Linked DNA regions of Homo sapiens: region 1 is linked to region 2. The links are chromatin loops, found by intact Hi-C in ENCODE. Cell type or tissue: endothelial cell of umbilical vein. All regions are shown on one strand.

Region 1 (8,000 bases), 53 kb after region 2:
TGGAAATTCATCTTCTGTGCCCTGACCACCATGTGTTTGGAATTCCATATTTTATTTGTAGTGAAGATAGTGTCTCTCCTCCTTTCCCCTTTGCTCTTCCATGTCTGTTTGTTTGTTTTTTGTTGCCCAGGCTGGAGTGCAGTGGCAGGATCTTGGCTCACTGCAACCTCCGCCTCCCGAGTTCAAGCAATTATCCTGCCTCAGCCTCCTGAATAGCTGGGATTACAGATGCGCACCACCATGCCGGGGTAATTTCTGTATTTTTAGTAGAGATGGGGTTTCACCATGTTGGCCAGGCTGGTCTCGAACTCCTGACCTCGTGATCTGCCCACTTCGGCCTCCCAAAGTGCTGGGATTATGGGTGTGAGCCACCGCACCTGGCACCAGGGCAGTTTTTTAACTCCAGGAAATGAGAGTGGTGAGTGGGCAAAAGTCTTTTTATTGTTTGTTTTACAGCATTCTGTATTTTTAATTTTGAGATTTTTACCATGAGCATGTATTACTTTTATAACTTATAAAGGTAGTTCAATCTTTTCCTTAATGCTCTGTAATGGCATGGTCTTTCTCTTGGGATTTTCACACCGGCAAACTTGACTCCTGTGCATGTGGAGCATGACAGGCCTGGGGCTGCCTCCCACCTGGGACCGGCCCCACCCCAGGAAAAGCATGGCAATGGGTGGCTTAGCTGCTCCAAACTTTAGAGATAAATGAGACACTCTCTTCACCTTAATGAGACTGTCCTCCTCGTCCTCCATGCCTCTTCTCTTCATGGGTTGGCAAGGACCAAGTTTAGGGTGTGGGCCTTAGGGCAATGGGCTGAGGAGGCCACTCAGCCTTTATTTAGTTTTGGCTTAGGCCAGAGGTGCTGGGAGAGGTCTGTAGTTCAAGTGGGCTCCTGGGCAGCTCACCTGGGCCAGGGGGTCCACAGAGGGACTTGAGTCCAAAGCCCTCATTGAAAATAAATAAAACATGCTTGGCCCTGTTCTCTTTGCACAAATCTCCCTAAAGACATTTGGGCACAATAAGTGGCATAGCTAATAGCAGCGTCAGCTAGGGACTGTGCAGTCCAAGTAACCAAGCCAGAAGACTCCCATTGACCCTTCCAGATATCCCCTTTCCCCCATTTTCCCACCCCTGATGTCATGCCTAGGAGGCTGGTTTGTGTGCACTGCATCAATCAGCTCCCTGCTTCTCTGGCTTCCTGTTGGCTTTGGCCAATGGGAAGGCCCAGCAAGAGGGAGAGAGGAAAGTGAGGTCAGGGCATTTGTTCTCCGGGTTTCTCCCTGTGAGTTTTCCTGCAAGTGACTGTGTCCCTTGACCAAAAGTCATTGCTCTCCTCAAAGAATTTCCTTTATAAGACTGTCTCCTTCCAGGTTTCCCCACTGCTCCCTTCCCTTGTCCCTTTGAGCCATACAAGCCCCACATGATGGTACTACTTCCCTAATCTCCACACCTTTGCAATTTCTCTCTTTATTAAATCCTTCTCAAATTATCCAAATTTGGCTATGCCATTTGTTCAGGACCCTTCTTGATAAAGCATTTGTCTCTAAAAATATGCAGAAGCCAATTGTGGTAGTTCACGCTTGCAATCCCAGCACTTTGGGATGGGAGGATTGTTTGAGCCGCCCAGGAGTTCAAGACCAGCCTGGGCAATATAGAGAGACTCCATCTCTACAAAAAAAAAAAAAAAATTACCCCGCGTAGTGGCGCACCTGTAGTCCCAGCTACTTGGAGGCTGAAGCAGGAAGATTGCTTGAGCACCACAGTTCAAGGCTATAGTGCCTTTTGATTGCCCCTCTGAAGAACCACTGAACTCTAGCCTGGGTAACATACAGAGTCCCCATCTTCCCCATCCCCAAACAAAGAAAAGAAAAGAAAACAGAAAATGGTGAAGCTCACTCCCTGAACTGAAAACTGGAAATGTATGTAATGGGGAAAACTGCAATTACTTTTGCACCAACCGAATACATGCTTAGACTCAAGCATCCAGACATGCTTCTCCTTCCTAAGGCACTGGTGAGGCACTGTAACCAGTGTGGTGAGAGAAACAATTCTGGTCTAGTCCACATGGTTACCTGTATGTCCTACACTATTCCTATCCCACAAGATCTGGGACCTCCCCTTCTTGCTTTAGAGAACTTACTTACTACTCTTAGTCTTGGCTTTTAGTGCCTCTTTCAGTCAATTTATTTATTTATTTATTTATTTATTTATTTATTTATTTATTTATTTAGATGTAGTCTCCTCTGTCATCCAGGCTGGAGTGCAACGGTGCGATCTCCGCTCACTGCAAACTCCGCCTCCTGAGTTCAAGCAATTCTCCTGCCTCAGCCTCCTAAGTAGCTGGGATTACAGGCATCCGCCATCATGCCCAACTAATTTTTGTATTTTTAGAGACGGAGTTTCACCGTGTTGGCCACACTGGTCTTGAACTCCTGACGTCAGGTGATCCGCCTGCCTAGGCCTCCCAAGGTGCTGGGATTACAGGCGTGAGCCACCATACCCGGCCAATTGATTTCTACAGGTTCTGCATCCTTGTTCTCTAAACTGAATGATTCCAATGCCAGTTTTACCACAGATAAATGCGTGCTTGATCTTTCTGCTTGGTCTCTCCAGCTCAGCCCCCATGGGTTAGGCGTGACCACTGCTGTAGAAACTGGAGGCATACTTTGCTTTGACTGCTGCTGACAGGCTCACCTTCCACCATGACGGTAAGCTGACTGGTCACTGCCTCCCTCATTAACTCTTTCTACTTCATACGATTAAATATCTTTGCCTGGGGCTGCTCAAAATAAGCCTGTTCCTTCCGTTCCTGCTTAACATGATTTGGGAAGAAAAAGGTGGGTCTAAATTCTCCCTAAAACCCAGGAGTTCCTGCCGGCTTTTTCTTGTAGAAATACAAGGAGTTCTGCTACCCGCATAAGAAGCTTCTAAGACAATACTAAAAGAGAGGAATTCAAAATGTTCATCTTTGGAGGAGGGAAAGCAATGTTCCCAAAAATGAAGAAACCTGAATTCTAACCTGGCTCTGACACTCCTGCTCTGCAGCTTCTGAGAAGTCATTTGCCTCTGGAGGCTTCAGTGTTCCCTTTTGTAAAATGGGAGCAATTGAATAAGAGTGTCCCTTAACTTTTCCAGACTTAACATTAAAAGACCGAATGTGATCACTAAGAAGGACTAGATTATTTTAAGAATCTTAGTGTATAGTGTCATCTGTCCCGGGTGCTCTAACTCCTGTCCCAAGACAGTGGAATGACCATATGGTCCATGGAAAAACAATTTTATGGTCATTTTTCTGTACAGACAAAAATCAGTTACAGAGGAGCTACTGAAAATCAGCCCCGCAGACTTTTCATGGCCCCAACCTCTGTTAATTACTGGTAGCCAAATTGACTCTTGATTTTCAGAAAAAGCTATGACTTTCATTACCCAGGAGTTTTGTACTCTCAAAGCTGCCTGTGAAATATACTCAGAACAGGGCACAAATTAGTCGCAGTGACTGTGTTCTGGATAAATGTTGAGAAGCCATCCCAAGAGTGTCTGCTACACAGGATGCTGGATCTGGTATGTGAAAGGGAGAAGATAGACTCATCTTCCCAGTGCAGAAGGCTTTGCACCACTGCAGGCCTGGAAAGCCAGGGCTCTGTAGGACAAGGATAGGCAAATTTGCCTTCTTTCACAGGAAATGGGTGAAGCCCAGCTTGAAATTATTACTCAGACATTTTGTGCTGTGAAGGAAATGTCTTCTGATAGCACAAAGCTATTGGTTTCCTGTTGTGAACTGAGAGTTTCTGCCTTGCCCAAGAACGGACAGGAAGGGAAAGGGTGGTTGTCCCTTGGAAGTCCTTGTTGAATGAAAACGCCTGCTCAAGGTTTTCCAGGACACTCCAAACGGCCAGAGGAGAAGTTAGAGGTTGGGGAGAGGTCACATTGGTAAGGGAGGTAGTGCGTGTGGAATGAGAGTGTGGAGAGGTTGGCTGTGTCACACTTCAGCTCCACAAACATTAGTTGAGCAATACTACATGCTGTGGCATGTGCCCTGTGTCAGGTGTGTCAGCTGGCTTAGGCAGACCTTGCCCTCCAAATAACAGTCCAGTGGTGGAAACTGGTACAAAAACAATTTTTGAGCAATATGATAAGGGCTGACATGGAGCTATGCCTAGAGTACTATGGCAACATAGCACTGTACTTTGGAACAATCTTTACAACCTTTTGGCTTAGCTTACCCTTGTTTATAATGAGGGATAAGAAGTAGAACTTAAGATTTCCAAAATAGTGGTAATAACTGCTGAGCATTAACTATGTTCTCAGTGCGTTCTATGCATTTTCTCCTCTACTCCTCACAATAACCCTGTGGCGTTGGTCCTATAAGGTTTAGAAAGGATGGTAACTTGCTGAAGGTCACAATTCATAAGATGCAACACTGGATCCTGGCAACCCTCTCTTCATCCCTCCTCTCTATTCCAGAGACTCCTTTCTCCAATATATTTGGAGATGATAGGGTTTGCTATGAGCCCCGAGTCTGATCCTGAGTCGCTCTCTTGGCAGGTGTGCCCTCCTGCTTCTGTCAGTGCTGCTGTTGACAATTCCATAATATTCCATCTTCACTGCTGCGCCAGCCCCAGCAAGTTCACGGTTATCTGTGTCCACGCAGGGTTGCTTCTGCCACACTGGCCTCTGGGAGGGTGACCTGGGAAAGCCCAATCTTCACTATCCTATTGGCCTCCACAACACCACCTCATAAGGCTGTATGTGTGAGGCTCATTTTACTGAAGAGCTTGGGTAGCTAAAGGGAATTGCAACGTAGTAGAATAAATTTACAGTGGTTTGCAAAATAGGAACAGTCTCACCACCCAAAAGAATATAATCTCTCCCAAGTAGTTAAAGACCATTAGTGAGGGTGATGGTTTGTGGGCACACCCCAGTTCCCAGGATTGCTCCCCCTCTCTGAGTCAACCCTCCTCTTTCCTCCTCCATGTGTCCAGTCAGCATTTGCTACTCAAGAGGGTTATGGCCGGGCACGGTGGCTCACGCCTATAATCCAGCACTTCGGGAGGCCGAGGCGGGTGGATCACCTGAGGTCAGGAGTTCAAGACCAACCTGCCCAACATGGAGAAACCCTGTCTCTACTAAAAACACAAAAAATTACCTGGGCGTGGTGGCAGGCGCCTGTAATCTCAGCTACTCAGGAGGCTGAGGCAGGAGAATCACTTGAACACGGGAGGCAGAGGTTGTGGTGAGCTGAGTTCGCACCAGTGCACTCCAGCCTGGGCAACAAAAGCAAAACTCCTCTAAAAAAAAAAAAAAAGGTTATTGGTTGCCCTGTGATCTAGCCTCCCCTCTTCTCTCACCAGTAAGACAGTAACCTACAGAGAAGGGCAGAGAATGGACCTGAGGCTTTAGGTCCTAACTGCTACTGTTATTCTACCTAATAGCACACAAATCTTTGCCTCTTTGTGTTTGTATACCTGTGCACAGCTTCAGATTGTGAATGAAAAACAACCTTCTCTAGTACATCAAAAAAATAAAAATTAAAACCCTTCATATTTTTCTTAATGTTTGGTATACTGCATGCATGTGTTCACTCAAATATTTATAATTTCAGCCATGTGCAGTGGCTCACACCTGTAATCCCCCACTTTGGGAGGCTGAGGCAGGTGAATCACCTGAGGTCATGAGTTCGATACCAGCCTGGCCAACATGATGAAACCCTGTCTCTACTAAAAATACAAAAATTAGCTGGGCGTGGTGGAGCACACCTGTAGTCCCAGCGACTCAGGAGGCTGAGGCACGAGAATCGCTTGAACCTGGGACATGGAGGTTGTGGTGAGCTGAGATCCTGCCACTGCACTCCAGCCTGGGCAATAGAGCAAGACTCTGTCTCAAAAAAAAAAAATAAATAAAAAATAAAATAAAATTTAAAAACAAAGCAAATATTTATGAATTTCAAATAGTATTTACCAAAGGCCAAATCCTATACTAGACACAAAGAATTCAGAACAGAAATTAGTATTAATAGAATATTCCTGTGTTCTAGGAGGTAGCTCTCAGTCCATCAGAGACACTGTTTGTAGTAGACACTGTAGGTTGACTCACTCTACACATAATTCCAATTCTCCTCTCCCTTGCCCTTCTCTGTTATAGAGATTGCGGAGTGAAATATTTGTTTATCTACTCTCCCTTCTAGCTAAAAATGGCTATGAAATACAGTTCAGGTCAAGGAAATATAAACAGAAGTCTGCTGAGGGGTGTTCTGGAAAAGCTTTTGCTATAACACGAAAAGAGGGACAGCTACACACACAGCTTTTTTGCTTCCTGTCTGGAATGTAGACATGATACAGCAGCCATCTAGTGATGAAGGGGTGACAAGCCAGAGACCATGGATGGAGGAGTAATATGTAAAGTCCCTGTGTTCCTGATGACATTGGTGAGTGCATTTCCTACCTAAGAACCGCTTACGTCTGCATATCTTATTATGAGAAAAATAACCTCCACTTGTTTAAGCCACCATTTGTACTCAGGACTCTATTGCTTGAATACATTTCTAATGTATGCCTACATGAATAAAAATAGCTATGCAAGAAGTGGTATATTAACAGGCAAGAAAAATAAATCATGGGAGCATAAAAAAGAATAAGATCATGTCTTCTGCAGGAACATGGAGGAAGCTGGAGGCCACTATCCTTAGTAAACTAATGCAGAAACAGAAAACCAAATACCACATGTTCTCACTTAAAAGTGGGAGCTAAATGATGAGAACACATGGACACATAGAGGGGAACAGCACACACTGGGGCCTACTGGAGGGTGGAGGGTGGGAGGAGGGAGAGGATCAGGAAAATAACTAATGGGTGACAAAATAATCTGTATAACAAACTCCCATGACACTAGTTTACCTACATAACAAATCTGTACATGTACCCCTGAACTTAAAAATTAAAATGAAAAAAAAAAGAAATTATGGGAGCAAACAAGAGAAATCCTCCCAGAAAAAGGCAGCATTTGAGCAAATTCTTGACAGAGCAAAAAGAATTTTTCAGATGCACAAAGGCAAGAAGGTACTCTAGGCAGAAGGAAAAGTATGTGTGAATGAATAAGCCCAGTAAAGGTGCAGCAAGACAGCTCCCAGCAATTGAAGTGCAGATTATAAGTGAGAAAGATGTAGGGTCAGAGAGATAAATACAAGGGCAAAATCCAAAATCAGTTTAGACTTTATCTTTTAGCAATAGAGGATTACTTGAAAGGCTTAAAGCTGGAAGATAAATAGGGGTTTATAGTTTGGAAAGTTAACTTTGCCGGGAGGGTACGTGAGAGATGAGAGGGAATAGAGGAAAGAATGGAGGATGCTGGGAGATTATTGGAATCTTACAGGTGAGAAACAGTGAGACCTGAACTAAGGCAATGGCTTCAGGGCTCAAAGGAAGGAAAATATTTGTAAGATAAATGTTGGAATCTAATCTAAAATTGCATAGAATTATACATACACAAACATACACAAATGAATGCATATTAAAACTGGTTAAAAAAAAACAGCTGGATGTCGTGGCTCATGGTGATTACAATAAAGGGATTGTAATCCAATAAAAGGATTGGGATTACAATAAAGCCTGTAATCCTAACACTTTGGGAGGCTGAGGCGGGTGGATCACTTGAGGCCAGGAGTTCGAGACCAGCCTGGCCAAAATGGTGAGGCCCCATCTCTACTAAAAATACAAAAAATTTGCCAGACTTGGTGGTGCTGTAACCTCAGCTACTCAGGAGGCTGAGGCAGGAGAATCACTTGAGCCCAGGAGGTGGAGGTTGCAGTGAGCCAAGATCTCACCACTGCACTCCATCCTGGGCAACAGAGCATGGCTCTTTCTCAAAACAAAAAACAAAACAAAACAAAAATCTGTAGACTAATTAACAGTATTGTACCAATGTCAATGCCCTGGTTTTGATACTGTATAATAGGGTAGGTGCCAAGGCTCACGCCTGTAATCCCAACATTTTGGGAGGCC
Region 2 (8,000 bases):
GATGCTGAGATAGCCCCAGGGTTTTCAGCTTGAGACTTTTATGTCTAGAAAGAACTCTCTCTCTGTTTTCAGTCTTCCGTTTTTGTGTCTGCTGTTATGAAGACCTCCTGAAATAGCTGGCTCAGTCTCTCTCAGTCCTGTGACTCCGGAAGCCTGGTCCTGTCTCTCTGAAGTTATTTCTGGTTGGGAAGTTGGTCTCTCAGTATATCTGACTCTAGTGAGACCTGAGGGTCAAGACCCCACAGTCACTTTAGGCCACCACAGACCTCATGAGGTTGGCAAAAACAGACTTCTGTTGTCCTTATCAGTCAGTGCCAGGGGAAGGGAGAGGTCAGAGAGAGACAGCGAGACAGAGAGAGAGCATCACAAGGTCAGAGGAGGGGGCGGCCAGGATGCCCAGAAGGAAGAGTAATTCTGTATTCCCTTCCCCGCTTAGAAGTCGTAGCTTCATTCTGGGTAGCCTCGTGTGGCCATTTTGCAGCCCCGCCAGGGCAGTTCTGTGAAGCACTTTCTCTGAATTTTGCTCAACACATCCAATCAATAAGATTGAAGACACACTGCAAATGGAGCCCACCGGAAGTGAGGGCACCAGAACCACTGTGCAGGGAGTGTCACTTAAAGATGCAGCTCAGTCCTGCCTCACCAGGAGTGCAAAACCTCAACCCATTGTTCTTATCATTACCATTATGATTATTACTACTATTAACAACAACAATGATAAGAATGGTGTTATGAGTGTGAAGAGCTTGGCAGTCAAGTACAAAACTGAGGCATAGGCCGGGCACAGTGGCTCATGTCTTAGTCCCTGCACTTTGGGAGGCCAAGGCAGGAGAATCGCTTGAGCCCAGGAGTTTGAGACCAGCTTTGGCCACATAGTGGGACCCTGTCTCTACAAAAAAATAAAATAACCAGGTGTAGTAGAGCATGCCTGTCATCCCAGCTACTCAGGAGTCTGAGGTAGGAGGATCGCTTGAGCCCTGGTGGTTGAGGCTGCAGTAAGCTGTGATTACGCCACTGCACTTCAGCCTGGGTGACAGAGCGAGAACCTGTCTCAAAAAAAAACCTGTCTCGTGTGTGTGTGTGTGTGTGTGTGTGTGTGTGTGAAAAACAAAACTGAGGCTTGTATTTCCCCAAAAGAAATTAGGTGTGTTTTAATCTCTCCATATGCCAGGATTGGCATGAAGTCCAAAATCAACTATTCTTCCCTATGACCAAACATAGAGAAATCTAGGCAACTGATAGGTGTCCAAAAACAATGTTTCTTTGTGTGGGGGCATCTTTCTGTTGTTTTTTTCTTGTTTCCCCCAAAGCCACTACTGCATACTAGCCATTCCCCAACTGTCTAACAGTGAGGTTCTGGATGAAACCCTCTTGCTTGCCCAAATACTCATCCAGCAGGGTAAGTCCTCTGCAGTGGTGAGATGCTTCCATCAGTTGTGCCTTTCCTCCCAACCTGGCCACCTGGCACCTTGCTCTAGGCCTCAAGGGACCGGTATATTATGCCAAGTCCCCCACTGACACCCACACATATATCCCCTGGGAGGTTCTGACCCTTGAAGGCATGTGATCTTGTGCCCTGGTCTCCTTCCCAATCAATCTGAAGCTGCTTCCTTACCTGGGATCCAAGTCCCATCATCTAGGGTTGAGACATTTCCCTCTTCTCACTGCATTAACCTGCAACCCCTAGCCCTTGGCTAATCCATCCTGCAGGGAAGATCTATCCCCTCACACAGTAGAAGAAGTTTGCCCTTCAGAGTCTTTAATTTTCAAAAGCAAAGCCTTCCCTGGAGTCTTCTTGGTTGAATTCTCCAAGGAGCCAACTCTGAGAAAAGGAATGAGTGTAAGTAGGTGAATGGGAAGCGATCCCAGGACCCTAGTAGGGGCGGAGGGAAGTGAGACGGGGAATGGAAGGAGCCTACAAAGGGCACCTCATCACATAAATTTCCACTGTGGGCAACTGGGGCTTCATCTCTCTGGGGAACTCTGGGAGGTAACACAGAACACAAACCTCAACTGTATCCCACCTGAGGAGGGAGGGATTTGGGGTATTTATCCACCAGCTCCCACCAGTCATTGGTTGAAGATTGCTGGCGAAGAGTACGAATTCCTAAGCACTTCCAACCATGTGGGGACAGAGTGGGCTCAGGTGGCTAGGAAAGTCCCCAGTCCCCAAGCAAAAAGGATAAAAGAAAGACACAGGTGCTAGAAGTTGGAAGTCAGGTCAAAGTGCCAGGAAAAGGTAAGAGCTAAGGGGACGGGGTGGGCCAAGGGGAGTATCACTCCCACTGAGGAGAGGAAGTCCAGTCTTCATGAACACTAAGGCATGACCATCAAAGGACCTTGCAGGGGAGAGAAAAATAGTTTTCTTATTCTGCTTAAAAATCCAGGGCAGCAAATTTACTAATTAAATAACTAATGTTTATTGTTGTTGTTTGTTGTTGTTGTTGTTGTTTGAGATGGAGTCTCACTCTGTTGCCCAGGCCGGAGTGCAATGGTGCTATCTTGGCTCACTGCAATCTCTGCCACCCAGGTTCAAGCAATTCTCCTGCCTCAGCCTCCTGAGTAGCTGGGATTACAGGCGCCCGCCACCACACCCAGCTAATTTTTGTATTTTTAGTAGAGACGGGGTTTCACCATGTTGGCCAGGCTGGTCTTGAACTCCTAACCTCAGGGGATCTGCCCACCTCGGCCTCCCAAAGTGCTGGGATTACAGGCGTAAATAACTAATGTTTAAAATTCCTAATAACTCATCCTATTAAACATTTCTCATCCTAAGCATCTATTATGTATCTACCACTATATTAGGCACTTCACATTTGATATTGCTTTTAATCTCCACAACAGCCCTGCAGGACAGATCTATCCCCTCGTACAGCAGAAGAAATGGCACAGAGAGCTTGGACAGCACAGGCTCAAGATAGGGTAGCTCCTAAAAAGCTAACTGCCACTCCATTGTCAACCAGAAGGGAAAGGAACTTTTAGTCTTGCCATCTGCATGCAAACCTAGTGGATGATTAGAGAAATATAGGATAAAGAAACTACCACAGAACAACCTCAGAAATGGATACCTATGATAAATTAAGATCCCCAGAGGCAGAAACAAAGACCACCTAGATTAGACAATCTTTTTTACATATGTTTTCAGCTAAACCTAGGTTGGGCCAACCTGTGTGAACCTTCCAGGCAGTCTCATATATTTGACCTTATTTTAGCTGCGCAGCGTGCTTTGAGGTAGATCTCTCTGTTTTATGACAAAGAAAATGAGGTGCAAACAATTAGGTAAATTGCTCGAGATCATGGTTAATCTGTATCAAAGCTGGGATCAAGCCTAGCTCCAGCTCCATTCGTACTGACACACAGATACAAGCAAGCTACTGAAATGCATTACCAGGAAAGATCATGATTTCATTTTTTGAAGTTATTTTTCAAAAAAGAATGGACCACTGTCCTTGGGGAAGTCATTTGGTACGCTGCCAACACAGCCGCAAAGGGTAAGTAGGAACTAACTAGGTCTTCCGCTCATGTTCCTGTCCAGGCTAAGAAGTTAATTCTCTTCAATTGTTTCTGCCTCCTTCTTTCCTTCTTCCTTCCCTCTTGTCTCATTTGTTTTCTCCTTTTGCCTACTCTCATCTCCTTGTCTATAAGGGTCAGGATCTCTGTAAAGCTCTAACTTGGTTTCTGCTTTTTTCCTCCAGACTCCAAGATGAATCATCTGGTGCTCATGTTGCTATAATTACCGGCACATTTGTACGGTGCAGGGTGGAGGGAGAAGAGTTAGCTCACCGTGAGGCTGGGAAAGGAATGGCCTTGATCTAAGCTGCAGCCTGGTTCTAATTTTAGCAACAACGAAGCATTGGACTTCCTGGAGGTATCAGATTGCCCGTGTTCTCTGCTCCCTGAGCTGGGCTGACACTAGACATATGGAAGAGATTCAGATCACAAGAATCACCAAATCAACTCTCACCTCTGGGTCATCGTGCCCAACCTCTGTCTCAGAAAGTAGGGACAAGGTGTCTCGCAATGTCAGAGCTTAGCGATCTCCTCGTAAAACTCCTTGAGTGATACACAAAGCAGGGGTAAAGAGGAAAACAGAATTCCCCATCATGAAAGGCCAGCAGAGCCAGGTCTAGCACCCAGGTCTTCCGGCGTCCAGTCTCCGGTGTTCCTTCTGACATCACCCTCTAAAGGTTAGGGCTTTAGCCGGAGGATTTATTGTTTCCCTTTTGAAGTATGGGCCATTCAGAAATATTTCTTTTTTTTTTTTATTATACTTTAAGTTTTAGGGTACATGTGCACAATGTGCAGGTTAGTTACATATATATACATGTGCCATGCTGGTGCGCTGCACCCACTAACTCGTCATCTAGCATTAGGTATATCTCCCGATGCTATCCCTCCCCCCTCCCCCCACCCCCCACCCCACAACAGTCCCCAGAGCGTGATATTCCCCTTCCTGTGTCCATGTGTTCTCATTGTTCAATTCCCACCTATGAGTGAGAATATGCGGTGTTTGGTTTTTTGTTCTTGCGATAGTTTACTGAGAATGATGATTTCCAATTTCATCCATGTCCCTACAAAGGACATGAACTCATCATTTTTTATGGCTGCATAGTATTCCATGGTGTATATGTGCCACATTTTCTTAATCCAGTCTATCATTGTTGGACATTTGGGTTGGTTCCAAGTCTTTGCTATTGTGAATAATGCCTCAATAAACATACGTGTGCATGTGTCTTTATAGCAGCATGATTTATAGTCCTTTGGGTATATACCCAGTAATGGGATGGCTGGGTCAAATGGTATTTCTAGTTCTAGATCCCTGAGGAATCGCCACACTGACTTCCACAATGGTTGAACTAGTTTACGGTCCCACCAACAGTGTAAAAGTGTTCCTATTTCTCCACATCCTCTCCAGCACCTGTTGTTTCCTGACTTTTTAATGATTGCCATTCTAACTGGTGTGAGATGGTATCTCATTGTGGTGTTGGTTTGCATTTCTCTGATGGCCAGTGATGGTGAGCATTTTTTCATGTGTTTTTTGGCTGCATAAATGTCTTCTTTTGAGAAGTGTCTGTTCATGTCCTTTGACCACTTTTTGATGGGGTTGTTTGTTTTTTTCTTGTAAATTTGTTTGAGTTCATTGTAGATTCTGGATATTAGCCCTTTGTCAGATGAGTAGGTTGCGAAAATTTTCTCCCATTCTGTCGGTTGGCTGTTCATTCTGATGGTAGTTTCTTTTGCTGTGCAGAAGCTCTTTAGTTTAATTAGATCCCATTTGTCAATTTTGGCTTTTGTTGCCATTGCTTTGCCATTCAGAAATATTTCTAAATAATTTCCCCTACTAATTCTATATCGTTAATGAGGTAAAATTTACACACAGTGGAATGCACAGATATCATGCATATAATTTAATGAATTTTGAAAAAGGTACCACCCCTATCAAGACAAAGAATACTTCCATCACCCCCAGAAAATGCCCCCATGTTTCCCTTTCTAGTCAATTTCCCAGTCCACCCCTTAGCCAACTGCAGTTCTAATTTTTATCAACATGGATTAGTTTTGCTGATTCTTAACTTCAAATAAATGGAATCATGGTATCTGGGAGGCGGACAGGATTCTAACCCTTAGCTTCTTGCAGGTCCTATGCCTGATGGTCCCAGTTACATTTCTCCTATCCAAGCCACTTCTTGCTGGACTGAGTGGGAAGAACTCTTAACTCTGGGGCTCCATCCCCTAAGCTCATGATGTGGAAAATTTAAAATGAGGCCACAGTGATCTCTGTTGCATTTTCAACTTAGAGGACATTCAATTTAGTTTTCTGCCATGAGCCAGGCTTATACTCCTGAGAGTTCTTTATTCCATCCTTCCAGATCTCCTGGAGCAAAGTCTGTGTACATTTTAGTTACTTAATAATGACTCTTCCTCCTTCAATTAACCTGAATGTTTTTTATTTCATTACAACGCAAGCCCATTTCTACATGTTTTCTCCCCAGTGAAGCTGTTGAACAATTGGTCAATAGTACAGTAATGCAATAAGAAATCTACTTATATTTCACCCTATGATCTCACTGGGCATAGATTTTCTGTATCCATTCTGAAGAATTTGGCATTGAACATAGGTTTGTGTTACAATTGCTACATACAAACTTGAATTTGAATTATAACTCTACCAGCAACTGGTCCTATTTTCGAGTCTTGTTATTGTCTGTCCTTGGCAATGCAGTTGTCCCCGGTGGAAAGCATGTGTGCATTAGTGAGCCACACCTCCTTGAGGGTGTCTCTCACCTGGGGTCAGCTGTGCACATAGCTCCCCTAAGTAGCCTTTGCCTAATCTTGCCTTTACCTCTCTTGCCTATACCTCATGTCATAGAACTCTCATCAAAGTGCTCAAGAGCTTCTTGAAGGACACATTGTTTCTATATCCCCAGCAGTAGCCATCACCATAAAGGCTGACTCAATAAAGATTAATAAATAAATTAATCAATAAACTATCTGGCTCAGTCTGGGGAAGAGTAAGAGATGGGTTCCTCAAAAGCATTGACTCCTTCCCATAACCAGGGGTGCTCCCTTCTTGGTCCCGAGCCAGTACAGATTCAGTACAAATCCATGACCAAGATCCTCCCTATCCTTAATAAATCTTGGTCCCAGGGTAAGGGGTAGAGAACCAGAGGGAAAAATGTCTACTAAATGTTTCCAGTGTCATTAAATGGCTGGCTATCCCAGACTTCCCCTCAACCCTCTCATCTCATCTGGGTGCCCACTTTTAGGGTAATTACAACTATGCTCTCCCCAAGTTCCCTTCTTATAACTCGTCTTTTTTCTCTGTCAGAGGCTTACTTTACGTACACAGTTCGTCAGACTGCACTTATTACAAAATAAAGGAATGCTCATTCCCTAAAAAAGGTCTTCCATTTTCTTCATTCTGTATTCGGTAACCACAATCCTATCCACAAAGCACACTATTTCATTAAACGCAAGTTTCACTGAGTTCTTAGGCTCCCAGCATATATGCTTACAGCCTACTTCATTGCCTTCAGTAAAAGAAAGACATTCTAGGGTATACGGGTTTTTGGGGGGCAGTGAGGCAGTTAGGCAGAGGTTCGGGGAAGAGTGATGATGGAAGTCGGAGGAACTCCTGCAAGGGCAGCCTGTAGGCTCATCAGTCTGGAGAGACCTGGACAATGCCTGGTAGGACACTAGTGAACTCAGAAAACAGCCCTTGCAGAGTGGCATGTAAGGGGTTAAGGCCATCCAGACTTGTTTATGGAGCAAACACTGTAGATCCCAGAGGGCAGGGAGAATAAAGTTGCTAGAAAGTGCATGTAAGTCTCTTTTCCTTGTCTTGTCTTGGCTGCCTCCATCCTGGAAGTCTGGCCCTGCATCACAAGAGTTCTTAAGTTATTCCATTAAGCACGTGATTTTTATCCACAAACAAATGTTTAGCCTCTTAGATTTTCTCTGCACTCAAAAGCCAAAATGAATACCATCCTTTGCATAAAAAACAGCTGACCTGGAGCCCCAGACCATATGAGGCAGAAACTCACACTCCCCACGCTCTGCCCTAGCAGCTGTGCCCCCACGGCCTCTGAAAACTTCCCCAGGCAGTATCAGCCATCCCATCGCACAGTGCTGCAGCAGACTACAAAACAGAACTAATAAGAAATATGCACGGGTTATAAATCATGGAATCAGAGCTAGAAGGGATGTTACAAACCTTCTGATCCAACTCTTACATTTTAAAGAAGAAGAACCTGAAGGAAAGCGATTTTCCTGGGTCATGTAGCAAACAAGCAGTGAGGTAGGCTCTGGGTTGATTTGACCCCAGCTATGAAGCCATCACTTTAAGCAACATGCCGTGATGATACCAGACATGTTTTGTGAACCTTTCTAGTTAACCTACAGAGATGAGTGAAGTCCTCTGGAAACTTACAGAAACAAAAAGCAGTTCTAGGGTATACAGGTTTTGGGGGGCCAGTGAGGCAGTTAGGCAGAGGTTCGGG

The links. Hi-C counts contacts between places; a loop is a spot of excess contacts. Peaks named below come from ENCODE experiments on the same cell type or tissue, not always from the same donor. Only the 100,000 strongest peaks of a DNase experiment are listed, where the experiment ranks them.
Region 1: a loop joins it to region 2, with 3 times the contacts of the local background. A loop is called at or near these places in 13 of 110 quality-filtered maps.

What each region holds. Positions count from the first base shown.
Region 1 is chr15:81,035,163-81,043,162 of GRCh38, reverse strand. No RefSeq gene overlaps it. Among named protein-coding and RNA genes, the nearest start is that of TLNRD1, 38 kb to the right of the region's middle. In endothelial cell of umbilical vein, no CTCF peak of the experiment used is centred here; a DNase peak (open chromatin) is centred at 3,772; H3K27ac peaks cover 1,313 bases.
Region 2 is chr15:81,088,185-81,096,184 of GRCh38, reverse strand. No RefSeq gene overlaps it. Among named protein-coding and RNA genes, the nearest start is that of CFAP161, 42 kb to the left of the region's middle. In endothelial cell of umbilical vein, no CTCF peak of the experiment used is centred here; a DNase peak (open chromatin) is centred at 3,734; H3K27ac peaks cover 1,051 bases.